Regions from separate parts of the Mus musculus genome. Here region 2 is linked to region 1. Evidence: chromatin loops called from intact Hi-C (ENCODE). Cell type or tissue: heart. All regions are shown on one strand.

Evidence for each region. Peaks named below come from ENCODE experiments on the same cell type or tissue, not always from the same donor. Only the 100,000 strongest peaks of a DNase experiment are listed, where the experiment ranks them.
Region 2: a loop joins it to region 1, with 16 times the contacts of the local background. A loop is called at or near these places in 21 of 42 quality-filtered maps.

Annotation. Positions count from the first base shown.
Region 1 is chr3:125,845,513-125,853,512 of GRCm38, forward strand. No RefSeq gene overlaps it. Among named protein-coding and RNA genes, the nearest start is that of Gm40145, 50 kb to the right of the region's middle. In heart, a CTCF peak has its summit at 3,837 (motif pointing right); no DNase peak of the experiment used is centred here.
Region 2 is chr3:126,394,584-126,402,583 of GRCm38, forward strand. All of the region lies in intron 1 of Arsj (arylsulfatase J), which reads left to right. It overlaps Gm35351 (a long non-coding RNA gene), which reads right to left. Exons shown (of 3, transcript XR_376048.3): 2 at 3,303-3,493. Among named protein-coding and RNA genes, the nearest start is that of Gm35351, 8.6 kb to the right of the region's middle. In heart, no CTCF peak of the experiment used is centred here; no DNase peak of the experiment used is centred here; H3K27ac peaks cover 670 bases.

The DNA of each region.
Region 1 (8,000 bases):
ATTGGTAGGCACAGTCTTCGTAGGTATCCAACATGAGTTAGGTCTGTGCTCTGCAGTTAAAATCTTTCACCAAATGGCTTAGGAGTGGTGGGACTTACTGAGAGAGAAAGTACTTGCTTTGCGTTAGGATTTAGTTCAGCACCCACATAGAAAGTTGAATGTGAGTACACAAGTGGCCATAGTCTGGAGATAAGAGGATTGTAGGTGGCTGGCTACCAATGTAGCTATAGGGGCAGTAAGAAACCTTGTCTCAGGAAATAAGCATAGATCTGGTAGACCAGGATATCCATATGCTTCACACAAAATCCTCCCCCTGTGAGTACAACACACACACACACACACACACACACAAGTCCCCCTTTCAATATGATTCTTAACTGTTGTTAAAACTGTGTTTGAAAAAGAATCCACTCAGCCGTGCTGGACAACATTAACATTGTATGAAAAATTATTTATTGTCCTAGGCATTCATGACTTGAGAGAAAAATATTCGTTTGCATGTGTTCTTATTTACCATACCAATATTTATCGACCTCCTTTTTAATTATTAAAACAGATATAATATGCAACATTAAAAGACTTCTTGGCAATACTGTGATGTGTTTGTATTTCTTTAACGTGAATAAACGTGGTTTAATTGGCATCTCCATTTGATGTCAGTAATATATAACTAAAACTTTGCTAGCATTCCTACCTTGCAAGGAAAGAAATTGGTATTTTACCAAGCAAATACAATGCTTTGTTAGGTACCTTGATATAAACAAGTAGTGATACCATTTTCTTATCCTGGCTTGAATATTTTTGTGATGTTTCCCTTTTAGCAACTCTGAGTCCAATAGGTTCAAAATGAACGTATTTTAACTGATTTGAAAAGGACACAATCTCTTTGAATACCCTTCAAAACTGCTTACGGGGAGGTCAGTACCATCCATGTCTGGGTTAGTGAGCAAGGTAAGATGATTAATTTTTTAAAAAGTTAATGATTTAATTTTAAAAGATACACATTTACTCACCTCGTGGGAAACAACCTGTGTGTTGATTTTGGCGGTGGTTGGCAGGAAGCTACACAATGATTTGTAAATGGAGGTATATAGGATATCATAATATATTTATTACGGACTAATGCAAACCACATCGAGTTATAGGAAGGAAAATGTTTTCCCCAGTGCTTAGACTTTACTGCACACAAAGAATTCAAATGAGATTGTTTAGCAAAGAGGAATTTCCATGCCCACCAAGGCAAACAAATAAATCACTACCTATATTCTGTGAATGTTTTCAAACAGACCGTGTTTAATGACATGGACTGTATTTATAACTGAGTTTATATTCACGCCTTTTCTGTTTTACTTTTCAAATGTGTACCTCATATTAAGACTGGGAATGCCAAATATACATTCAACATAAAATACTGAGTACCTAGGTAGCTTGTCCTTGAATTGTTCTGCTAGTTCAGGGCCATAGCAGTTGTTCCTCCTAATGGCTGGAATGTGTGTGTCCTTAAGCAGCACAGAGTTATCCTGTGGAAGAGCATCTCTGAAACAGTCTCGGCTCCATTACAGTGAAAAGGGTGGGTTGACTAGGTAGAAGAAGGAAAAAAATCTCTCCAGATTTGCAAACTGATTTGATGATGAGTTACTTTGGGTTTTGCTCCTGAGCCAGAGTCTTTCTGCTAAATTAATGGAATGCTGAAGCCTCAATAATACAAAACAAACAAACAAACAACAATAACAACAAAAATGCAGAAACTTAACTCTTCGTAGAATAATCAGTGTCTTGAAAGGGTGAGGCCAGATTTCGAGAAGTTCCTGCAAGATCAACATACTTAGAAGGTAATTGTAATAAAAGCTTTGAAAGAGAAAAATGTAAAAGACAGACACTTAGACTTGATGTTAGAAGATCTAAGTGTCGTTTAGTGTATTGGAGAACAAAAATGTAGACAAAGTTATACAGCCACTTACCCCATTAATAAATGTCATCAATATTCAAAGTCTGTGACAATCTCAGTAGGAAGAAAATCCTGAACAAGAGACATACATGCTGGTCTTAAACAGAAAAATTCTGTAAGACGAAGAAAGTAACCACATAAGAGTGAAAGTTGCCATTGCATAAATCCAGACTTTTAAAGGATTACTTAAAATACAAATGAAAATTGGCATGCATAGGAGCTTAGTAAAGACTTTGGAATAAATGGAATTTACCCTAAATTTTTGATCTTGCATTTCAAAATATTGTCTGCTCACAAAGTGAGAGGATTGAGTTGGGTGGAGCCAGGCTGACTCCCTGACAGGCTGCAAGCTGGCAGTTTGGGAGACTAGGCCTAAGTTTCTCAAATCTGGAAAAGTCCAAAACAAGTCAATTCTAGGGAAAAACAAAACAAACAAACAAACAAACAACCACCCCTCACGGACAGCCAACCAGGAGCTGAACAAGCTGCCTCCCCAGCCCACCTGAGCCAAGTGTAGTTCATCAGCAGAGGTCCTCCAAATCTCCCAGAGCCTTAACCCATCACAAAGATATATCCCTTGGGGATGGAGTCAACCAATCACAGGAAAGGAGGTGAAAGGCACTTATTCCTCGCCTAACAAGGCTTTACATTGACCTGGCAAAGTCCACACCTCTATTCTCCATCTTGATTTACAGTGGAATAAACACGCTTTGCTGTTGCATACTATTTGAGTGTGGGGTATCATTCTTCACAAACCATGGATCCTTACAAAACTATGATTGCTGCAGTGGAGTTTATCCAGTACAAAGAAAATATTTTTATCTCAAGAGGGTACAGCATTTAGATCATCACATACCCTTGGTTGCCTGTCGGTGTGCAGGAAAAACTCAACAAAGCAAAGTGGAAATTAAACATTGAATTTAATCAACACAGCCACATGCATGTAGACAAATGACACTATGAAATATTGTGTTTGTACTTAAACACCTAAAGTGATTAAATTAACTGGATAATTATTAAAAACCCAGCTCAACTTGTAATGTCCACATAACTTTTACACCCAGCTGTCACCTCCCTCAACCCCTGCCAGCTTCTTGATAGATTTTTATTCCAAAGAGTAAATAGGAGAGTCATAGAAAAATAAAATAGATTGGCCTTTATACAGTCAGAATAGCTTTCTGAAAATAAATTTGAGATTAAACAATGTTTGAAAACCACTCCTGATTTCTGTTAGCATATGCACCTTTGAAGACAGGCTCTGGCAGTCTCCAGCATAGTCTTTTCTTGACTAAAAGGTGTTCATAGTACTAAATGAATAAATTTGCTAAAAATATAGATAATTTTGGTTTTTTGCAGGATGCTAATGTTCAAAGATTTTATCTTATTTTATTTTCTGGTCAAGTAGTTTTATGTTAAACATACCTTAAATGGGGAATAAAACCAAGATAGTTTCCTGCCATTAATTGTATGGAAATGGTTTGTTGGTAATTTCAAATAAGAAAATGTGGGTACTGGCACATTTGTGTAAGTTGGGAAATATTATTCAGGGGGATTCAACAAAATCAAGTTGGCTTGAAAGAGCACGGCAGAACCAAGCTTATTCTTAGATTTTTATATCTAGACTTGAAGCATAGTCATACAACTTAAGCATCAGGATAAAAAGAGTTTTAAAGAACAAGTTATTTAAAACTTCTCCTAAAAAGTTTCTCACAATAAACTGTCAACACGCTTTGTAAATGCTGCTTTTTCTCTTTTTCTATTATCAATTTATTCTTAACCACTTTGGAGGTATTTTGATGAAGCACATAGATTATTAAATTTCCTTGTTAGGGCCTGCACTTCCCAAAGCTTTGGAAAATGTGTGTAACTAAATCTGTGCTTGACCACTAGATGTCACCAAAGGATTGTTCACTGAAACAGGCAAGCGGTGCCTGTCAGAAAAACCATTTCCTCTATTTTTCAATGTAATCGAGAAGCAACAGTCGTAGCATAATATTCTTAATAATGCCCGCCTCCTTGGTGTCTCACTATTATGCTTTTATGTGCAACATTCTTTTTTGAAACAGTCTTTAAATAATAAAAAATGATTCAAATACTATAGAGAAGTCATTATCATTTGAGATATAGGTGACAAATGCTATAGCCTTCAGAATTATATATATATATATATACTATATAATATATAGTATATAATGAATAATATATTATATATAATATATATACACACACATATATATGTGTGTGTATATATATATAACTTCTTTCACCTACAAGGCAGTTCAGCTGGGCCTGGTCACATCGTAATGAGTATCACTACAAGTTGCAAGAAGCAGAAGTCTAATTTTACATTTAATTGATTTAAAATATGAAGGCATAAAGTTTAAAATAATAATGGTATAATTTACAGCATAAAGTTCTGTGGTGGAATTTCTTTAAGAGGAAATTCCGTGCAACATGCACGAATAATTTTTTTTTGAAAAATTCAGTGAGTCTCCCTCTTTGATTAGTATGATTATGAGGAAATTCACCTGAACAGACAAACTTTCAAGTGAAGAAATCAGAGAAGGGACATTGATGATAAAATTAAAATAATGAATGTGTTCTCTTCGGTGTAGATTTTAATCTTCATAATGTACTGTCTCATATTTCAGTTATTAAATATTTTCTTGTAGTGTGCTATATGGTGTCTGTTCTCAAGGTGGTTTTTTTGTTTTTGTTTTTGTTTTTTTATCTTTTCTGGGCATGTTTGGTCTTCTCTAAATACTCACTGATCATGCTTTAATCTCTAGGACCAGAATTATTTGTCCTTATAGTTTCTCCAACTTAAAAGTAATGTTTTGGTTTTGGAAAGTATATTTTCTATAACTAGATAGAATATTTTAAGCCATATATCCAATCACAAACTCAACAGTTTCAAATAAAAGAAAGGGAGTTGTATACTTCCATATTGCCCTATTTAACGTCTAGTTAAAATTTTGATATTTCTGGTATGATGATATTGACTATAGTAATAATTTTTAGGGCCATTAATCAAAGAGGAATAGTATAACATGTTTAACCATTACATGCTTTCAGGCATAGTTTCAGACACGTAGTTGTGACTTGTATGTATTTGTTGAAGACAATGATACAAGTATAAATGATACATGGCCATTGTCTAATGGGCATTTCTATGCTCATGCCCAGTCTGATAAATGTAGAAGCCTCATGCAATATTCACAAGTATAATATGTTGGCATTTGTGTCCTAGTTTGCTGTGACAAAACCATGACCACAATCAAGTTGGAAAGAAAAGAGTTTATTTCCTCTTGCAGGTTACACTCCATCACGAAGGGAATTCAGGGAAGCAACTCAAGGTAGAGACCTGGAGGCAGGAACTGAAACGACATTCATGGAAGCATGCTGTTCACTAGCTTATGCCCTACAGCTTACTCAATTTGATTTTGCAAACAACCCAGAGTTAACTGCGCAGGGGTGATGCCATGGACCATGGGCAGGGCCCTTCCACATACAGGTCATCTTGATGGAGGAGGCATTTTCTCAATCAAGATTGACTCTCAGAAGACCCTAGCTTGTGTCATGTTCAGAAAGGGCTAAGCAGCACATAATATTTCTGTCACATTTGCAAAGAGGAAGAGATTATCATCAACAACCTATACATGGGGGAAATTGGTAATTGTAGAAACTATCATAGTAGCCTAACATAAAGACACACAGAGAGAGACCATCTTAGTATAAATAAGAAACCCTTCTCTGAAACTTTAGCATAATATTTCTTATTCCTCAAATCCCAGGGTTTTGTAGTACTCAGGTCCCCTGTGGCCAGACATAAGTTTGAAGGTTGTTCACATTAAGGAAGGCATCATATACTTAGATCCAGTGTTCTCAACAAATGGAACAAAGGATTAACATTTATTCTCATCCTCCACTGGGAATGTTCCGTTCCAAACTTTGGTTGGTTCAACAGTACTTTTTTTTTTTTTAATAAGGAGCACAAGTCATGCACAGGCCTGGAAACTGGGAACTCAACATTGCTGTGTTCTGCTCTCAAGATCATTGCATTCCCAGCATGAGAACGGCATGTGAGACAAATGAAAAAGAAACTCAAACAAGAATACCTGAGGGTTAGCTATTAAGTGGTAAGAAGAAATTAAGAAAGATCGATTGGGTAACCTGTGGGAAAGGCTGGTTAAAACCGAGTGATCAGGAAAGGTCTCACTGGGCAGGAATCATTCATTACTCTGTGCTGAAGATTTAAAGAAATTCACAAGATTTGAAAGTTATTCCAATTGGAGGGAAGAGCAGTGCAATGGTTTCTACTATGTAGATAACTTATTGCATCAGTGAAATGAGAGAGAGAGAGAGAGAGAGAGAGAGAGAGAGAGAGAGAGAGAGAATAAGAGTAAACGATTGCATTAGTACTAGCTGCTTGTAAGAATAGCATAGTGCAGACCTTATCCCGTCTTTAGGTCTTGCATTCTATCGAGCCTTCTACAAGTTGTCTGAGCTACAGAAAGGCAGACTAAACGTTTTGGTTAGACATGAGCACCTAATGATCTCAGAAGCTTACATAGGCACTGCAGTGCAGTGGAAAGAACTCTCTGGCTAAAGCCAAGAATGACACAAGGTTGAGCCCATGAACAGCTAGCTGGGAGAGACTAAGGCCCTAACCATCACCAATGAACCATTTGCTGCTGATAGATTCAGGGAGAGAGGGAGGCATTGCCTTTAATCTTGAATCCACCGTTGACTTCATCAGACTCTAACTGCATATATAGCAGAAGATGGCCTAGTCAGCCATCATTGGGAAGAGAGGCCCCTTGGTATTGCAAACTTTATGCCCCAGTGCAGGGGAACACCGGGGCCAAGAAGTGGAAGTAGGTGGGTAGGGAAGCAGGGCGGGGTGGGGGGAGGGTATGGGGGACTTTCGGGATAGCATTTGAAATGTAAATGAAGAAAATATCTAATAAAAAAAATTTAAAAATCCATGGTGAATCTTACACTATTTATAAACTCATGTATAACATGTCAGTATTAACACATCAATCATAAGAAACCTTCAAACATGCAAACATCGATTAAGAAACATTAATTAGATGACTTTCACAGGGATCGAGGCTGGGATTATTTTAAGTTTTCAATTGGGGTAAACTTATGGGTTTATACAGATTTATGTTTTATAATAACATCTTCAGTGACAACCATATGTACACACGAATATGTAGGTGTTTATATCACTGTGTGTACAGTATTTAGAATGTGTGACAATAAGTATAGAAAAACAGTACATTCAGGTCTTAATGAGTAACATCCAAATACTATTGAGAAGCCAGGAAGAAAGGGAACAGAGGACTGAAGTGCCTCAGAAACAAGATTCTCCTTAACAGATCAAGATTGCCATGAAGACAGGAAACTAGCAAAACCTCACCCATTCTTCCCCAAACCTCCTTGAGAGGAAACTGGTTAATTAGGTAATAAATCCCTCAGCTTCTGCTGAAAGCCTATTCTGTGCCAGATGCTGATTGCACACCAATGAACTAGACCAACACAAAACCAAGTGGTAATGAATCAAAGAAGAAGAAGACAGAAGAGCACAGAACCAGAGAAAGCCAGAGAAAGCTAGCAAGTGGGTCTTCCTTGAGTTGAGGTATGACACAAACATATTTCGTTTTATCACATACAAATATGGGCTTACTTATACATGAAGTTATAATCCCATTTCTCAACATGTGCTAATATGGGAGCAATAATACAATAAAAGAAATAGAATGCTTCTTTTATTCTTTCATGTGATGATTTTATGTGTTTTTTGTTTTTATTTTTGTTTTTGGTTTTGGTTTTTTGTTTTGTCTCATGATTGTGCTGAGTGCTAGTGATGCAGGTGAAAAAGTCAATAACACAGGTAATTAGCTGAGGAGTGAATATACAAAGAAGCCTGGTGAATAGCCATGAGAACAGTAGAGGACTTAAAAGACTGAGAAATCTTTCTCTGAAAGGTGATGTTTAGAACCCTGAGTCCAAGGTGGGAAGCTCCAGCTTAGAAAAGGGCAAA
Region 2 (8,000 bases), 550 kb after region 1:
GTCTGGAGCCTGAAAAGGGGCCTGCCTTAGAAGCTCTGTGGCTCCTGCCTGTCCCAGAAGCTGTTAGCTTCTGTAGTCCACACTCTCACCTGTCTTGGCGGGATCTGGGAATGAAGATGGCTCCTGCAGATGCTCTGGCAAAACTCTCCCGGGCGGTGTGGACACCTCTCCTCTGGCAGGGAAGGTGCCCGGATGTCTGGAGCCTGTGCAGACTAGTCTTGGCAGCTAAAAATATATTTTAATTCATCAAAGTATGTTTTTTATCATCTTTGTTTAGATTAACATGAAATGTAATGGGTTTCACAATGGAATCTTCATTGACATGTATCAGGTACTTTTATTCTTATTCATTTCCTTTTAGAAACTCTTCTCACCCATTATCCCTATCTTTTCTTGGATTAGTCCTAACATCTGCTCTCATATTACATTACATTCTTTAACTTCATGAATTCCCAACTTCCTTAAGATCTCTTACTTCTCTCATGATCTCCTTTCTAGACTTATGAACTACATACACAGCAATAACTACACACACACACACACACACACACACACACACACACACACACACACTTTTAAACTTTGTTTCATGTCAGAGAAAAACAGGCAATATTTATAAGCCTGGTTTATTTTGCTTAACATGGTGATTTTCACTTGCATTCACTTCCTTCCAAACGTCAAGATTATGCTTTTCTTTGTGGCTTCATAAAATCCTGCTGTGTACACAAACCACATTTGCTTATCCATTGTTGAAGGACATCTAGACCAGTTCCACAACTGGCTGTTGTAACTTGTGCTGGAATAGACACAGATGTGCAAGTACCCTGCAGTGTATTGTCTTAGAATCCTTCAGGTATACTCACAAAAGCAGTATGAATGGATTGTATTTCAGTTTTTTGAGGGAACTCTATGGGATTTCCATAGTGGCTGGACCAATTCATAGTTATATCCTCAGTACAAATATGGTTTCCTTTTCCCACATCTTTTTCTAGCACTTGCATTGATGTGTTTCTTCATGATAATCATCAGAACTGAGTTAAATGAAATGTCAAAGTTTTCATTTGCATTCACCTGATGTATTAGTCAGGATTCTCGAGAGTCACAGAACTTAAGAAATGTCTCTATATTGAGAGAATTTACGGTGATGACTTACAGTCTGTAGTCCAACTAACCCAACAATGGTCAGCTATAAATAGGAAGTCCAAGAATCTAGTAGTTGCTCAGACTGAAAAGTCTGGTTGTTTCAGCTGGTCTTCTGTAAAAGTAGGTTTCAACACTTGTTCTGGCTACTGAGTGCAAGTAGATGAAGATGAGTGAATATTTCTTCTTTCAATGTCCTTATATAGGCTTCCAGCAGAAGGTGTGGCCCAGATTACAGGTGTGTGCAACCATACCTGGATCTGGGACTTGTTTTGTCCCAGGCTGACCTTGAACTCAGAGATCTCCTTGCCTCAGTCTCAAGGGAAATAAGATATGTGCTACCTTGCCTGGGCCTAAGCTTTTCAAGGCCTCTATGCCTCAAGATCTCCATGCAAAGATCCAGGTCAAAAACTTGTATCTTCCAGCCTCAAGATCTGGATCACAGGTGAGCCCTCCAATTCTGGATTGTAGTTCGTTCCAGATAGAGTCAAGTTGACAACCAGGAATAGCCATTAAACCTGATGACGTGGATATTGAATATTTTTTCAACTTACTTGCCTTTGTATTTCTCATTTTAATCTCATCAGCCCATCTATTGATTGGATGATGGGGGTTGCTAAATATTTTGAGCTCTTTATATATCCTAGATACTAATCCCCAAGTAATAGATGGTTGGAAGAGATCTCCTCCGTTACTGCAGACCATCTCTTCCTACTGGTGATTGTTCTCTTTGCTGTGCAGGTGTTCTCCAATTCCACGTCATCCCAGGGGGCAACCCATGAGATTCTTTCCTGTGCTACAGCATGACTGTTCAGAAAATCCTTAACTGTATCCTGTGAACTTTTCCCTATGATTTCCTCAAGCAGTGTCCAATAAACAGTCCTTATGTTCAGGTCTTTGATTTTTTTAAAAACTTGTAGCTTTTGTGTAGGGTAACAAATACAATTTTAGCTTCATTCTACACTTAAAAACACAGTTGAGTTGTAGATGACCCAACACCATTTGTGTCAAAAAAAACAAACAAACAAACAAATAAGCAGTATTTTTCAAGTGTGTGTGTGTGTGTGTGTGTGTGTGTGTGTTTAGTATCTTTGTCAAAAATTAAGTGGCTATAGCTGCAGGAGACTTTCTGCGAGTTAATGTTATCTCAGCTTCCTCTGTCCAATATGTCTTCCTTGCAAGTGCCAGGCTAACATGGGCTACATGAGAGCATCTCAAAACAAAATAACAAACAAATGGGAGTATTCACAAAATCAGTTAAATGTGATGATGGTAGCAATAATACAACATGAGAATTTAAGAGAAAAAAATCATAAAGTGAAGTCAGAATAAGACAGCATATATTGGACTAGGAAGAGGGAAACACAGACAAGCAGAATAAAAAGAAACTAAAGAAGATTATTGCCCCAAAAGGAGGAAAATGCATAAACAAAGGTTAGATGAATATGTTAAAGGTAGTAAATAAAAATATTTTAAAATTTTAAACTGTAACCGAGCAGTGGTGGCACATGCCTTTAATCCCAGCACTGGGGAGGCAGAAGCAGGCAGATTTCTGAGTTCGAGGCCAGCCTGGTCTACAAAGTGAGTTCCAGGACAGCCAGGGCTACATAGAGAAACCCTGTCAAACAAATAAACAAAAAATTTAAACTCTAACACTATTACACTGCACTGATTACAAATGTGCTTTCTATACAAGTATCATATTGCCAAATTGCCTATTTTATTTGAAACAAAATAAGAGACTTGCTAGTTGTGTCGCTTAAGAAACAAAACAAACCAGAACAAGAACCCATGTGAAGTCAGTGAAGTGTTCCATCACCTTCTTTCTGATTTCTCAAGTAAGATCTGCTATGTCTGTATGTGGGGTGGGGTGTCAGGAGCAGCTGAACACTGAGCTTCTGTTTTTCCTATGGCTTGTACTGTTGTTGAGTCTGTGTTGAAAAGTTCCTGATGTCTGCCAGAGCTGTTTCCACGGTAACTTTTTTTTTTCTTTTTGTATGTGTGCCAGGGACTTTGTATGCCACACTTAGCTCTCCCCTCTCTCCTGAAGAGTCCTGGGAGAATACCCTTTACCTGGTTGGGAACATTCACCTAAAGTTTGTGTCCTGTCACATTGAGAGTATGAGACAGAGAGAGACAGGTAAAATCAAAGGACCTCCTACCTTCAAGATGCCATCGATCGTGCCTCTGGAGGGATGCCACTGTGAAGTCAGACAGTACTGGGAATTAAGAGTTCTTGGGTCCATAGCAGTGAAGCATGGCTAGCAGCTCACGATTGTAAATGACTCTTTGGCTTCAAGTTCAGGGCTGTTGAACTCAGTGAGTAAGTTCTGCTGATAAGAGGTGGTTTTAGCTGCAGAAGACAAGACTCTCTCTGTTAAGGCACTTCTCAGCTTGAGCCCAACCCCTGCCTTCTGCATCCTTTCATTTAGCAGTGTCCGACCCTCTTGCTCTCAACAACTGTATCTCTGAGTCTTTCAGCAGGGGCTTGTGGTAGGCTAAACTGAGGCTCTCTGACCGGTGGGTGCTAGCTGATGTCAAGCTCTGAGCTAGCTCAGATGTCAACAGTGGTGGTTAGTTCAATGGTACCGGGGCCATTGTCTTCCAAGTAGTTTATCCTGACAAAACGGGATTTCTGTTGGCCTCTGACCCACAGACTGGAGAAGTTACTCTCTCTTTCTAGAACAGCAGTAGTGGGATGTGAGGCAGCTGTGGCCTGGGGGTAAAGCTGCTGTGGCTGCCTCCAGCTTATCTTTGGAAGCAGCGTCCACTTCCCCTCCCTCTACCAGTGAACTTTGTGGCTGAGGCTGTGTGTTTCTTCACTTTACCTTGTAAATGAATGATTTGTTCCTTAGGCCCTGGTTCGTTTGTTTGTTTATTTGTTTGTTTTAAATTTTTGGAGCTTGTTTCATCATTGGATTATAAGTGTTCAAAAGCTCAGTGTGAAATTCAGTGAATCATTAAAGTTGCACAAAAAGAAAAATGGGTTAAATGATCTAATCTCTTAACTTGTAAACTGAATATAGTGCAGCAGAATAGACAGAGCACAGCATTCCAGGGCACTTCACCTTCCTAAGACAGGTGGACTTGAGATGGAGAACAGGGAAATCTTCTGTTATTATCAGTTAAATTCTGATATGTGAGCTTCTCTACTCTGTAAAATGTCATGTTTTTATCTCAGACATACATACTGATAACATGAGACAGAACATTAAGTAGTGGTAAATAAGCCGGGCGTGGTGTCGAACGCCTTTAATCCCAGCACTTGGGAGGCAGAGGCAGGTGGATTTCTAAATTCAAGGCCAGCCTGGTCTACAGAGTGAGTTCCAGGACAGCCAAGACTACAGAGAAACCCTGTCTCCAAAAACAAAAACAAAAAACAAACAAACAAAGTAGTGGTAAATAAGGCAACTTAAGGGAAACCAGAATTGCTCTTTTTCCAAAAGGAAATCTTTGAGATGAAGTAACGTGAAGGAATTGGTTCTCGGTTCCAGGAACAGTGGGAAAATCTTAGAATTGTATCCTTTGTTTCTATTAAAATTACCAGCTTGACAGTTTGCAGTGCTGAAACACAGCACTCAATCTACTCAGAGCATCTCAAACTATTTTCTATCTCAGCTAAATAAACTTGGTCACGCTGTGTTCCCATGAAGAGGAATGCAGTGTCTTTAAAATTTGAAAGACCTGTTATTTGATCTATCTCTTGTTATTTTCATGACTAGAAGGGTTACTGGCAAGCCTTAAAGAGCAGTGCTAGCTCAAGCATGCTTGGCATGAAAACTTATCACTCAACATGGCGAGAGCACTGCCTAAAGGTGTGAAGATCTGAGTTCCCTTCAGCCCTGGAACACCCAGGCCAAAGGTACCTACAGGGGGCGTGCTTTGAACATTGCTCCTCACAAAGTGCATTTCAGACCAGTGCTCTTCACTGCATTTGTCTATGGTTCAGTTGCTCATTTGTGCTGAGCAGGAGTCCATAACCATTAAGATCCCCGTGTATTTAAGAAAGGTGGGCGTCAGGGAGATGATATGACTCTGTGGCTTTAGTCTCCCCAAACCTCAAAGCTCAGCACGTGGGGAGGGGATAGTTTTGATACAACACGGGTGTTTCCTTAGGTCTTCACAGAAAACCTCAGCATTCACTAATATCAGTGACTCTCAAGTACTATCTCCAGGAACTGTTGGGAAATAGCTCCTTATGATAGAAGAGACTGTATATTAATGTTTCCTGAAAAATACATTAAAATCTGAACCATGATAGGACCGTCCTTCAGTGTAGACTGGCTAGACATTTTTGAAGAATCAGCATATTATATGGGAAAAAATAGCAGATGTAGAATCCAAAAAAAAAAATCTCATTTGGAGTTGACAGGTGTGCTTTAAAGTTGTTTTTTTATAAGATCTATCTAGGCCACTAAATCTTTGTACTATTTTAAGACTAGGTTACTTTAGCTATAAATGGGGATTGTAGTAGTTATAGAAGACATGCAAAGCAACAGAAGACTTGAAACACAACAGGTCAGTCATCATAATTTGCATGGTGTTTATGAAGCTCTACCCATGGGAGCAGGGAGCTTCTTTTACAAGAAGAGCAACAACCTAGCTCTTGCAGGTCAACTGGGCTTCCAGTGTTTCCATTGTTTTTTCCCAGCCCTTTTTCTTATTTAATTACATGGTCACTGAGATAATCACGAAGCTCAAAGCTCGCTAAGACCGTATAGGCGTTGATGTATTGTGTTAAGTGAATATCTCCATAACAACCAGGCTCCTTGCTGATTTTGACCGATTTTACATACAATTGGTGGCGGGATGGCAAGTGAAGTGTATCTCCTTGCACTGCTAAAGGCCAGCCTCATCCTGGGTTTATACAGTGCCTCTCGTCTAGTGGAACCCTGAGTGGCTTCAGAATACTCCTGACCGGTGTCTACTTTTCCAGCCCCACCCTTCTCTCGTCCCCTGCCTGTGTAAAAAGATCCTTGATTTTATTTTTCCTCAGATTTTCCCAATAATGAATTGTATCCATCTGGCATGGGCTCACAAACAGATGCTTGCACATGCTAAAGAAAACAGTCAAGAAATTGAGACAGGAAAGAAAAGAGCAGGGCTCCATTTATAGGAAGGAAGAGGAGATGAAAATAACACGAGACAAATAAGTACACAGAGAACAGCAAAAGGCAGAAGGTTGTCTCACTAGAACAAGCCCCAGATGGTTTCTAGAAGGCTCCACGGCTCCTAGAACATAGGTGTGGGTTGTCTGTGGACATTTTAGAAGCAGCCCACTTTAGGAAGTTGCACGTTGATCCATTGCTGTCTGCTATGAGTCGGGACCAGCTGTCTTGTTGCTGTGAGATAAATTTCCACCTATTGTACTGGCATGTGAAAACAAAAATATGCCCATCAGTGCTGTGGGAATCTTCATCCTCAGAATAATGTGTGTAGTGAAAGATAAGAGAGATGATGTTGAAAGTTACATTTGATGTTTGAGCTTCAAATGACATAAAGGGGAAAAATCCTTTTGACAGCTTGAAGCCAACTTTGAAATAAGGCATATTGTTTAGTTTAGTTTCTTAGTATTTATGATGAATTTTAAATAAAATTTTATGCAATTGAAAATATAAACAAGTAATGCGATTGTGGGCCTGTCCACAAGTCCATAAGTCCGAAGCATTTTCCAGTTCATACTTCTTGAAAATGAAGTTTGTTTGTGCGTTAATGAGAGAATGCTATTAGGGGAGCTTAATAAGTTCAGCAAATTAAGTGTTAATTTCAGGGGAAAACTGAATCAGTTGAAAGGAATATTGCTTTTTTTTTGTGACTGAAAAGGGGTAGAGCCGTGGGAAGTCATTGTTAATAGCTTTTATCTATCTAGATATATAACAAATTCACTCAGATTTTTTAAATGTTAGCCCCTTTTGGAAACCAGAAGTCCCTGTAGAAAATTCCAAACAGTTACATCCTCCTGTGCTCAGGAAGATCCTAGAGGCGCAGAACAGTTAAACTCTAGAAAACTGGACTTTATAAAAAGAATGGTGCTTACTACAGTTACGTATAGCTCATTCTAGAGTGTTCTAGAAATACATAGAATACTAGGAATACTTTCTTTTGAGTTGTAGGCCTTCTCAAACAGTTTCATTCAATCTCATGCCATGCGTCTACAACACCAGGGACCTTATCATTTCATGAGTTAACCTTTGGAGTCACCTTTATTTTTCTGAGTACTTGGTCTTTGTCATTTTAGTCAGTTCTTTAAAGGTTCGTTTATTGAGCTTTCACCAATCATTTTAACTTAAACTGTATTTATCCACCCACCTAGATTTACAGATGGACAAATTCAACGTGTTTTTAGCCCTCGAAGCGTACCCACCCTTAACTGCTTCATGTATTTTCAGTGCATTGGTCTAGGATGGTACTTATGTACCCAATACTTGGGGGAAATGGTGCATATCTTATCTGATGTTAGAATCGATACTGTACTTTGCACTTACATTTATTAAATGCATACAAGTAAACTAAGTTATCTATTATACTTATAGGTTATATGTTTTCCTCAAGACTTTAAAGAAAACCACATGTGTCAATAGTTTTGTTCGTGTCGTCGACCACTATACAGTGAACTTCAGACTGTGAGTGACTAGTGAGAAGACAGACTCTCTACAGATACTAACAGGGAGGGTCAGGTCTTGGAGCAGAGTGCCATCAGATCCCCCACTCCAAGCCCCCAGCCAAGTTTCCTCCCAGACATTCTAATGACTAAAGCATCAAGCCTACAGTCTTTTAACATAGTCTGTGCAATAGAGTTATGCTGTCTTCTGCTCATATCAAACATGGCTATGCTGTCTAAATTCCTACCACCCTGTTCC